Regions from separate parts of the Homo sapiens genome. Here region 1 is linked to region 2. The links are chromatin contacts, found by Hi-C or POLR2A ChIA-PET in ENCODE. All regions are on one chromosome and are shown on one strand. The core of a region is the stretch at or near the end of the contact, and the rest is flanking DNA. Distances in the headings are between cores, read along the strand shown. Region 1 holds the start of CLC (Charcot-Leyden crystal galectin). Region 2 holds the start of LGALS14 (galectin 14).

Evidence for each region. Hi-C counts contacts between places; a loop is a spot of excess contacts on that map. ChIA-PET counts read pairs that join two places held with the same protein, here RNA polymerase II (POLR2A). Pooled maps may share reads with other maps.
Region 1: a map of GM12878 shows a loop between it and region 2 (2.1-fold over the local background). The contact joins the promoter of CLC here to the promoter of LGALS14 in region 2. A Hi-C loop is called at or near these places in 4 of 168 maps with a recorded cell type or tissue (GM12878, naive thymus-derived CD4-positive, alpha-beta T cell and transverse colon), 12 of 37 single-sample maps with no recorded cell type and 7 of 50 pooled maps. POLR2A ChIA-PET finds 5 or more read pairs at or near these places in 4 of 52 experiments (OCI-LY7, Panc1, SK-N-SH and 1 more).

Annotation. Positions count from the first base shown.
Region 1 is chr19:39,735,917-39,741,641 of GRCh38, reverse strand. It overlaps CLC (Charcot-Leyden crystal galectin), which reads left to right and starts at 3,613. Exons shown (of 4, transcript NM_001828.6): 1 at 3,613-3,704. The coding sequence starts at 3,690.
Region 2 is chr19:39,700,740-39,706,460 of GRCh38, reverse strand. LGALS14 (galectin 14) reads right to left here and starts at 1,980. Exons shown (of 4, transcript NM_020129.3): 1 at 1,918-1,980. The coding sequence starts at 1,932. RefSeq lists enhancers at 1,834-1,923, 1,944-2,073.

The DNA.
Region 1 (5,725 bases), core at 2,364-4,863, 34 kb before region 2:
CTGGACATTGGCTTAGGCAAAGGCCTCATGACCAATAACTCTAAAATAAATGCAACAAAAGCAAAAAGATAAATAGATGGGACTTAATTAAACTAAAAAGCTTCTGCACAGCAGAAGAAACAATCAGGAGAGTAAACACACAACTCACAGAGTGGCAGAAAATCTTTGCAACCTTTACATCCAACAAAGAACTAATATCCAGAATCTACAAGGAACTCAAACAAATGATCATGAATAAACCAAACAGTCCTATCAAAAAGTGGGCCAAGGACCTGAACAGAAAATTCTCAAAAGAAGATAAACAAATGGCCAACAAACACATGAAAAAATGCTCAACATCACTAACGACCAGAGAAATGCAAATCAAAACCACAATGCAATACCACCTTACTCCCGCAAGAATGGCCAAAATAAAAAAATAAATAAATAAATAGTAGATGTTGGTGGGGATGCGTTGAAAAGGGAACACTTTTACACTGCTGGTGGGAATGTAAACTAGTACAAACACTATGGAAAACAGTGTGGAGAGTCCTTCAGGAAACTAAAAGTAGAACTACCATTTGATCCAGCAATCCCACTACTGGGTATCTACCCCGAGGAAAATAAGTCATTATTTTAAAAAGATACTTGCACACAACGTTTATGGCAGCACAATTTGCAATTGGAAAATATATAAAACCAGCTCAAATGCCCATCAATCAACGAGTGGATAAAGAAATTGTGGTGTATATGTATACCATGGAATACTACTCAGCCATAAAAAGGAACAAACTATTGGCATTCGCAGCAACCCGGATAAAATTGGAGACCATTATTCTAAGTGAAGTAACTCAGGAATGGAAAACCAAACATTGTATGTTATCATTCATAAGTGGGAGCTAAGCTATGAGGATGCAAAGGCATAAGAATGATACGATGGTTTTTTTTGTATGTCAAAGATATAATTGATATTTGGATAGTGAATTACAAGATTTTCATCAGAACAAAGGTCAGCTCAGCTGGTAAACACTGTCACACTCATAATGACAGCCTGCCCACACTCTGCATCTGTTCCCCAGAATGTTCCCTCACTTGTTCTACTGACTGAACTTTTCCACCCAGCTGAAAATCCATTTTTGTTTCATTTTCTCTTCTAGCCATAAAACTATTAATAGATTCAAATGAAATGCATAGTCCAGACATACCTTGCCACTCAATCAACTGATAATTCCTGAGAAATACTCTCTGGTTTGAATTGCAGGAAGAAGTTACAGGAAGAGATATTTATTTCTTAGAAATGGAGTTATCGAGCATCTGCTGTGAGCCAGACACTTAGTAGTAAACACAAAGCTGCTGTCAGTGAACTGGCAGACAATGAGAAGTGGCCATGCTATGGCTATTCTGTGAGAGTAGAGGCATGGGGTTGTCCTGTCAGTCATGTGAAGAGTGTGATGGAAAGACAAAGGCCAGGAATCACACTGATGTTTCTGTATAAAAGAAAGGAAGGGAGGGAGGGAAGGAGAAAGGGAATAAATGCGGATCTTCTTAAAAGAAAACACCGGTTATCACTACATGGCATAAAACCATGGCACTGAAAGTTATGCATTCAATGAATATTTATTGAGCACTTACCTTGTGACAGGCAATTTATGTGGTGCAGGGATGTTCCAGGATAGAGAGGTGACTGAGCAAACCCACCTTGCTGTATAGAGTGTTAGAACATCGCTGGAGGAACAGGAAAAACAGAACACAAAATAGAAAGAGTGCTCTGTAACAAGAAGCATGGTTGCTGGGTTCCAAACTGTGATTAAATTTTTTAAAAATTTTAACTGTATTATGACCTTTATTTTTAAAATGTTTATACAAATCATTTAAGTAATATAATACCTTCTTGTGGGTAAAATTCAAACATTACAGATTTATACCTTGACCTCATTTCTTCTAAACCCAGTGTCCCCCCCTACAAGGAATGCCTTCTTTTGACATTTTCTAGTGCATTTATGAATGTTTGTGTGTACTTATGAGATCAATTTTATTTTTTTGTCGTTAAAATAATTGGTCTCGTATTATGCATGTTTTCTTCATGCCTTTTCATACTACAGCATTTCTTGAAGATATAGCCATGCCAGTACTGATAATTTTGTTTTTCTTTTATATATAGTCTATGTACTGGCTACTTAATTAAAAACTGTACTGTAAAAAATTTCAAATGTTTGCAAAAGGAGAGAACTGTCATCCCCAGATTATTTTAGAGCAAATCCCAGATATTATATAATTTCATACACAAAACCTAAAGTTTTTCGGGGGAACAGTGTGTGCTTGGAAAGATGTAGTTGAAAAGAAAGACTGAAAGCAAGTCGTAGGGCATAATGGATTTCTGAAGAAATAGTTGCAACCAGCAGAAGTATGGGCTATTGTGCAGAGGATATGGAAGTTAAAGAAGATCAATCTCTCTGCATCACTGAAAGGATTGCTGGAATGCCTGAGAAGTAAATAACATCAACATCTTTATCCACAGCTTACTAGGTGGCCAGACGCCCTGAACTGATATTTCTTCCCCAGTTCAGATGAATAGCTGGGATATTACTCAAAATTCTATTGCATATCTGTTGCAAGGAAAAGCAGTTCCTCTTTCCCTTCTGTGGTAATTTCTTACAAGCTACAGTTCTGGGCAGGGTGTGAGGGTGGTTGCCTAGAACGGGGTTTCCAAAGCTCCTTAATTGTGGCCTCTGACCCTTTTCATTGCTTCCATGTCCATACCCAGAGTCAAAACCCAAGGAATGCAGTGGGATGACATTACAAATTAATCTTAAGGAAATACGTTATATACCAAAAGAACTGTGTGATTGTGCTGATTTATATGAGCAGAATCTTGGAGTGCATGCTTGGAAATGAATTGTCAAGGTTTTAGATCAGGGAAAGTGGAATTTATTGTCGGGTCAAGCACAACTAATATTAATGCTAATGCATCCTCATCGCTTAGCTCCCACTTATGAGTGAGAAATCTCACCTTTCTCCAAGAATCTGCAGGAGAACGACAGCCTCAGATTTTGATTCACATGAAAAGAAATAGGGAAATAAGAGGGCGTACCTAAAGCCCAGGTGTCTGAGAGACAGAGTGGGAGTGGCTCTCACCTGGCAGAGCCAAGGGATCTGAGGGTGGGTAAAGAAGACACAAGTGTTTTCTCTACTTCTGTCCCCAGGTCCTGCGAATGATCAAGATCTATGCTCTCCCAGAACCACTGGAGAAGGAGGAGGAGGATTTTCTTTCAAAGCCAAGTGCCTTGCCCCCAGGATCTCCAGCTTTTTACCATTGCACAGGTTAGGAGAACGCACACCTTCCTGGTAGATTCTGCACAGTGGAGAAAAGGCTTCATGAGAAGCATGGAGGCTGGAACTCACACCACTCATCCTCACTCCATCGTCTTTATCTGTGCATTTCCCTGGTGACCCCTTCCTCCTCCAGTACCTCCCTCACTGTCGTTTCTGCTGCATCACAGGCACAGGCCTCCAAACAGGTGTGGTTGTGACTGAGTCTGTTTCTGACACCCCACCCCTTCTCACTGTGTGAGGAAACCTTCCTGGGAGGGGCTTGGAATCAGGAATAAAGCCAGAGGCAGGGCTGATAGGGGCCATTTAAATTCTGCAGCTCAGAGATTCACACAGAAGTCTGGACACAATTCAGAAGAGCCACCCAGAAGGAGACAACAATGTCCCTGCTACCCGTGAGTTAAAAAGGCACAGCCTTCAATAATCTCAGGTCACACAGAAAAGGGAAGAGGGAGATTTTATGGGATGAAAATATGAAAATTTCTACTGTGAATGCTTTACTGAGAGTTGTGGGTGTGTGGAAGAGAGACCCTAGGGCTATGGTATCTGAGATGCTCCTGGGGTAGGGGGGTAGGGGGTGTGGATGCTGGAACATTGTGACCCTCTGTGAGCATGTGATGGTATCTGATGAGAGTAAACTCTGCTAAAAATGATGTGACTTTAGACGGGATGTGTATGGCCCTCCAGGATATGGGTGGGTGTGTAAGTGATTGTAATCAGGTGACTGTGTTTTGTCTTCATGACTGTGATGTGAGTGTGTGTGTGAGCACAGCCGGACCAGTGCATGAGCATCTTTATATGCACAGTGAGCAGGTGTGTGTGACTCAGTGAGTGGCACGGCTCTGTGTGACTGTGAGTGTGTGTGCTGGAATGTGACTGGGTGTTGAACTGGGAACATGCATGTGGCCTTCTGTGCATGTGAAGGTTCCTCCCCACATAGCAGTACTCTGTCTAACTTCCCTTGTGCATCACTGTGGATCCCCGGTGACAGAACTTGTGGGATCTTGGGGCCCTTGAGTTACCGAGGACTTATCTCTGAGCATTTATGAGAGCAGAATGCATGAATTCTCAGGTGCCTTTTCCCAAGCAGAATGGGGGTGAGAAACAGACGATGGGGCTGATGGTTCCTTAGGTGGAATCTGCACACAGTGACCACTGGCTCCTGCCTCCAGCCTCAGGTCTCTCCCTGTCTCCTACCCTAGCCTGGCCTTCCCATTGAGTGCCAGGATGCTAGAGAAGGACATTGAGGGACTTGATTTAAGAGACTGAATCACCCAAAACCAGGAAGGTACAAGGCAGAGCTTACAGTGGATATTCATCAAGATGTTTGCTGAGGCCTGTAGTCTCAGCACTTTGGGTGGCCGAATTGAAAGGCCCATGTCAGGCCAGGACTGGTAGACCAGCCTGGGAGACATAGCAAGATTTCATCTTTCCAAAAATTTAAAAATTTATTGAATGTGGTGTTGCATACCGTAGTTCCAGCTGCTGGGGGGCATATGCAAGAGGTTCACTGAAGCCCAGGCCTTCAAACCTGCAGTAATTTTTTTTTTTTTTTTTTGAGACAGAGTCTCGCTCTGTTTCCCAGGCTGGAGTGCAGTGGTGCAATCTCGGCTCACTGCAACCTCCACCTCCCGGGTTCAAGCGATTCTCATACCTCAGCTTCCCGAGTAGCTGGGATTACAGGCTTGTGCCACCACTCCTGGCTAATTTTTGTATTTTCAGTAGAGATGGGGTTTCTCCATGTTGGCCAGGCTGGTCTCGAACTCCTGACCTCAAGTGATGCACCCACCTTGGCCTCCCAAAGTGCTGAGATTACAGGCGTGAGCCACCACGCCCAGCCTGCAGTGAGTTTTGATGGTGCCACTGCATTCCAGCCTAGGTGACAGTGTGACCCTGTTTCAAAAAAGAAAAATACCATCCATTTATAGATTCTAGCCAATAACTTCCCTGACCCACAATCTTCATTTGTGCAAGTACTGCGGTTGTGCTCTCAGCAATGTGTGCCCCTTCTGGGAAGGACGTCCATTGCCCATGATGATTGTGATGTATGTGCCTCCCACGCACAGGGGTTTCCTGTTCTTTCCTGTTCGTTTCCCTCTCTCTTTCAACAAGTGTTGTTTCTTTCTTTCTTTTTTTTTTTGGTGGTTAAAATGATAATAAAAAATAAAACTCACAATCTCAAGTTAGAAAAGATGCAGAGTACCTGAAACAGTCAAACGATGCTTGGAGGGATGTAAAATGATACAGCTACATTGGAAAATCGTTTGGTATTCCCATAAAATTAAACATAAAATCACCAAACAAACAGAAACACTTTACTCACCAGATTTTAGCCAAGTAAACACTTTAGTTTATGGAAAATCCTATACAGAAATGTTTATAGTGTCATTATTTGTAGCTGTTCTCAAATTGAAAC
Region 2 (5,721 bases), core at 731-3,230:
AGGGCCCCATATTCCTGAAGATATGGTGGATCCATAGGTAAGAGCAATTGTTCAAGAGCCCGGATGCCTGGATTCCAGTCCTCATTTTGCCTTATACTAGCAGTGCAATCTTAGATCTATTACTTAACCTCTCCCTGCCTCAGTTTCCCCAGGACAAGGAGGACTATCAGGAATTCCTACTTTGTAGGGTGTTCTCAGTAATAGAGGAGTTAATATAGGTAAAACTTTTACCCTAATCCCTGGCATGTATAGGGTCAATTAGGGGTGACCTAACAGAACAGGGGAGTCCTCCTGAAACACTGACCTGCCTTATTTTCAACTCAGAAAATGAAAACAAGACTTGAGGGTGAAAGAATTTAAAAATTCACTCCAGTGAGAAACAACACTTGTTGAAAGAGAAAGGGAAATGACGAAAGAACAGGAAACCCCTGTGTGTGGGATGTACACGCACCACAATCATCAAGGGCAATGGACGTCCTTCCCAGAAGCGGCACACATTACTGACAGCACAGCCCCAGTACTTGCACAAATGAAGCCTGTGGGTCAGGGACATAACTGGAGGGAATGATTGATTTCTACGACGACTGCAAGTGGTTGATGATTTTTCTGTATTTTTGAGATAGGGTCTTGCTCTGTCACCCAGGCTGATATGCAGTGGTGCAATCACAGCTCACTGAAACATCGAACTCCTGGACTGCAGTGATCCTCACACATCTGCCCCCTCTTGTGTAGCTGGGGTGAAAGGTGTCTGCCACTCTGCCAGTCAGATATTTAAAGATTTTTAAAGAAAGCATATCACTATGATGCCTAGACCGGTCTCAAATTTCTGGCCTCAAGTTACCCTCCCATCTTTGCCTCCCAAATTGGTGGGATTATAGTCATGAACCAGTGAACCCAGCTGCTTTGTTGAGTAATGTCCACAGTAAGCACTGTCTGAATTCAGACAGCTTGTTCTTTCATGAGTGGAGGAACAAGTTTAGTCTCAGTTCAGACAGAGCTTACAGTGGATATTTTGTTTGATTCCGTCTCTTTAACCACGGCCTCTAATATTCTTCCCTGGCAAATCAGTATCTTCACACTCGCCTGTTCCACAATGGGAAGAACAGGCTGGGCTAGCGACAGGGAAGCTGAGCCTGGGAGGCAAAAGCCAGTGATCACTCTGTGCAGTCCCCACCTGAGGAACCATCTCTCCCATAATCTGCGTTCCTTTTCCTCACTCTTACTGGGAAGAGATATCTACTGATGATATATTTCGCTCTCATAAGTGATCTGAAACGAGTCCTTGGTAACTCACAATCCCCAAGATCCCCACCAGTTAAGCCACTTGGGATCCACATTGCCACACATGAAAAGACACACAGGTGCTTCATCAGAGGTGCTGCTGTGTGGGGAGGAACCTTCACATGCACAGAAGGCCACGTGCATGTTTTCCCTTCAATACCCAGTCACATCCCAGCACACACACCCATAGTCACACAGAGCCATGCCACTCACTGAGTTACACACACCTGCTCACTGTGCACATAAAGATGACCATGCACTGGTCTGGCTGTGCCCACACACACTCACATCACAGACAGGAAGACAAAGCACACTCACCCCCTTACACTCACTCACACACTTGCCGGTCCTGGTGGGTCATCCACCTCCCACCTAAAGTCACTTAATCTCAGCAGAGTTCACTCTCATCAGACACCACCACACCCTCACAGAGGGTTACACTGGTCCAGGGTCCACAGCCTACACCCACAATCATCTCAGATACCACAGCCTCAGGGTTTCTCTTCTACACACCCACAACTCTCGGTAATGCATTCACAGTAGGAATGCTCATATTTTCAACTCAGAAAACCTCCCCTGTTTCTTTCTTGGTTTATGTGACTTGAGATTATTGAAGGCTGTGACTTTTCAACTCACGGGTAGTGATGACATTGTTCTCTCCTTCTGGGCAGCTCTTCGGAATTGTGTCCAGTCTTCTGTGTGAATCTCTGAGTGGGATCATTTAAATGCTGCAACTCAGAGATGCCCTTTGGCTTCATGCCAGATTCCAAGCCCCTCCCAGCAAGCTTTCCGTGCAGCAGGAGAAAGACTCAGGTGTCAGAAAGAAACTCTGTCACAACCATAGATGTTTGCAGGTCTGTGTCTGTAATGCAGCAGAAATGACAGTGGGGGAGGTACCAGGCTGTGGATTGGGTTACCAGGGAAATGCATAGATAAGGATGATGGAGTGAGGGGTAGGGATTGTAAAGCCCAGCCTTTGTGCCTCTCAAGCTTTTTCTCCAGTATGCAGAATCTAGCCAGAAGGTGTACATTTCCTCAATTTGTACAATGACTAAAAATAAAAAATTGGGAATTTTGGAAAAAGACGTTAGACCTAGAAGGTAATTCTTCTCTTTGCCTTTAAAGGTTCTGGGAGGGCCTTTAAGGGTCAGATCCTTTTGACCTTGATCCTCAGGAGGATCTGGGAAGAGAAGTAGAGATAGTTCTTGCATGAACCTGCCTCACACTAGGCCCCTTGGATCTGCCAGGTGAGGGTCACTCTCATCTGTCTGTCACATACCTGGGCTCTAGCTGCATTCTCTGCTTTGTCTTGGAGTCCATGTAAAACAAAGTTTCAGAGATATTGTTTCTCCTGCAGATTCTGGGAGAAAGATGAGATTTTTTTTCTTTTTTCTTTTTTTTTACTTTTATTATAGGTTCAGGGGTACATATGCAGATAAAGTCATGTCATGAGGTTTGTGGTACATATGATTTCTTCACCTGGGTACTAAGCGTAGTACCCAATAGTTATTTTCTCTGCTCCTATCTCACCTTTCACCCTCCAACCTCAAGTAGGCTTCTGTGTGTGTTGTTCCCCTATTGGTGTCCATGAGTCTCATCATTTAGTTCACAATTATAAGTGAGAACATGCAGTATTTGGTTTTCTGTTCCTGCATTAGTTTGCTAAAAATAATGGCCTCCAGCTCCATCCATGTTCCTGCAAAAGACATGAACTCATTCTTTTTTAGGGCTTCATAGTATTCCATTGTGTATATGTATCACATTATCTGTATCCAATCTGTCCTTGATGGCATTTGGGTTCATTCTGTGTCTTTGCTATTGTGCACAGTGTTGCAATGAACATTCATATGCATATGTCTTTAAGGCAGAATAATTTCTATTCTTCTGTGTATACAGTAGTGTATACACCATTCCCAGTAATGGGATTGCGGGGTTTAATGGTAGTTCTGTTATAAGCTCTTTGAGGAATCACCACACTGCTTTCCACAATGGGTGAGCTAATTTACACCACCGCCAATAATCTGTAAGTGCTCCTTTTTCTCCACACCCTTGCCAGCATCTGTCCTTTTTTGACTTTTTAAGAAGAGCCATTCTGACTGGTGTGAGATGGTATCTCATTGTAGTTTTGATTTGCATTTCTCTAATGTTCAGTGATATTGAGCTTTTATTATATACTTGTTGGCCACCTGTATGTGTACTTTTGAGAAGCGTCCCCTGTCTCTACTAAAAATACAAAATATTAGCCGGGCCGGTGGCGGGCGCCTATAGTCCCAGCTACTCAGGAGGCTGAGGCAGGAGAATGGCATGAATGCGGGAGGGAGAGCTTGCAGTGAGCCAAGATCATGCCACTGCATTCCAGCCTGGGGGACAGAGTGAGACTTCATCTCAAAAAAAAAAGAAAAGAAAAGAAAAGAAAAGTATCTGTTCTCTGTTCTTGTCTTTTCTCGCCTTTTGTTGTTGTTTTAAGACAGGTCTCACTCTGACATTCAGGCTGGAGTGGTGTGGCTCCATCTTGGCTCACTGCAACCTCTGGCTCCTGGGCTCAGGTGATCCTCCCAGCTCAGTATCCTGAGTAGCTGGTACTGCATACCAGCTGTGCAGACCTCACCTAAGGGACCAGTACCCCCGTAGTCTGTATTCCTCTTCCCCACACTTATTGGAAAGAGACACCTACAGATCATACATTCTGCCTTTAAATTGTTCTTTTTGCCTTTAAAGATTCTGGGACAGCACTGCCCTTGATCCTCAGGATGATCCGGGGGGGAGGTAGAGAACGTCCTTGCATGAACCTGCCCCATGCTAAGCCCTTTGGCTCTACCAGGTGAGGGCTGCTCTCATCTGTCTGTCCCACACCTGGACTCTAGCAATACTCTCTCCTTTCTCTTGATGTCCATGTGAATCAAAGTTTCAGAGACACTGTTTCTCCTGCAGATTCCAGAAGAAAGGTGACATTGGTTTTTTTCTTTGTTTTTTAAACGTTTATTTTATGTTCAGGGGTACATATGCAGGGAAACTCGTGTCATGGGGTTTGCGGTAAAGATTATTTCACATCCAGGTACTAAGCCTAGTACCCAATAGTTATTTTTTCTGCTCCTGTCTCACCTTTTACCCTCCACCCTTAAGTAGGTCTCAGTGTGTGTTGTTTCCCTCTTGGTATCCATGGGCCTCATCATTTAGCTCACACTTCTAAGTGAGAACATGCAGTATTTTGTTTTTCATTTCCACATTGGTTCACTAAGGTTAATGACCTCCAACTCCATCCATGTTCCTGCAAAAGTCATAATCTCATTCTTTTTTGAGGCTGCATAGTATTCTATGGTGTATATGTACCACATTTTCTCTATCCAGTCTGTCCTTTATGAGCTATTAGGTTGAGTCCATGTTTTTGCTATTGTGCATACTGTTGTAATAAACATTCATGTGCACGTTTTTATGGTAGAATGATTTATATTCTTCTGGGTATATACTCAGTGATGGGATAGCTGGGTTGAATGGTAGTTCTATTTTAGCCATTCGAGGAACCATCACATTTCTTTCCACAATGATTAAACTAATTTACACTGCCACCAAAAATGTGTAAGTGTTCCCTTTTCTTCACAAACTTGCCAGTTTCTGTTATTTTTTGACTTTTGAATACTAGCCATTCTGACTGGTGAGAGATGGTATCCCATGGTGGTTTTGATTTGCATTTTTCTAACGTTCAGGGCTGTTGAGCTTCTTTTCATATGCTCGTTGGCCACATGTATGTCTTCTTTTAAGAAGTATCTGTTCCTGTTCTTTGTCTACTTTTTTTGAGACAGCCTGGTCTGACACCCAGGCTGAAGTGCAGTGGTGAAATCTCGTCTCACTGCAACCTCTGCCTGGGCTCAGGCGATCCTCCCAGCTCACCTTCCTGAGTCCCTGAGATTACAGGTGCCTGAGACAAGACTCAGCTAATTTTTCTATTTTTCATAGAGATAGGGTTTTGCCGTGTTGCCAAAGCTGGTCTTGAACTTCTGGACTCAAGCAATCCACCTACCTTAGCCACCCAAAGTGCTGGAATTACAAGCGTGAGCCACTGCACCCAGCCCTTTGCCCACTTTTTTATGGGGTTGTTTGTTCTTTTCTTGTAAAGTTGTTAAAGTTCCTTATAGAAGCTAGATATTAGACAATTTTCAGATACATAATTTGCAAATATTTTCTCCTATTCTGTAGGTTGTCAGTTGACTCTGTTGATAGGTTCTGTTGCTGTGCAGAAGCTCTTTAGTTTAAATAGATCCATTTGTCAATTTTTGCTTTTCTTGTGATTGCTTTTGGCATCTTTGTCAGGAATCTTTTGCCTATTTCTACATTCGGTATGGTACTGCCTAGGTAGACTTCCAGGGTTTTTATAGTTTTGGGTTTTACATTTAAGTCTTTAACCCATCTTCAGTTGATTTTTCTATATAACGCAAGAAAGTG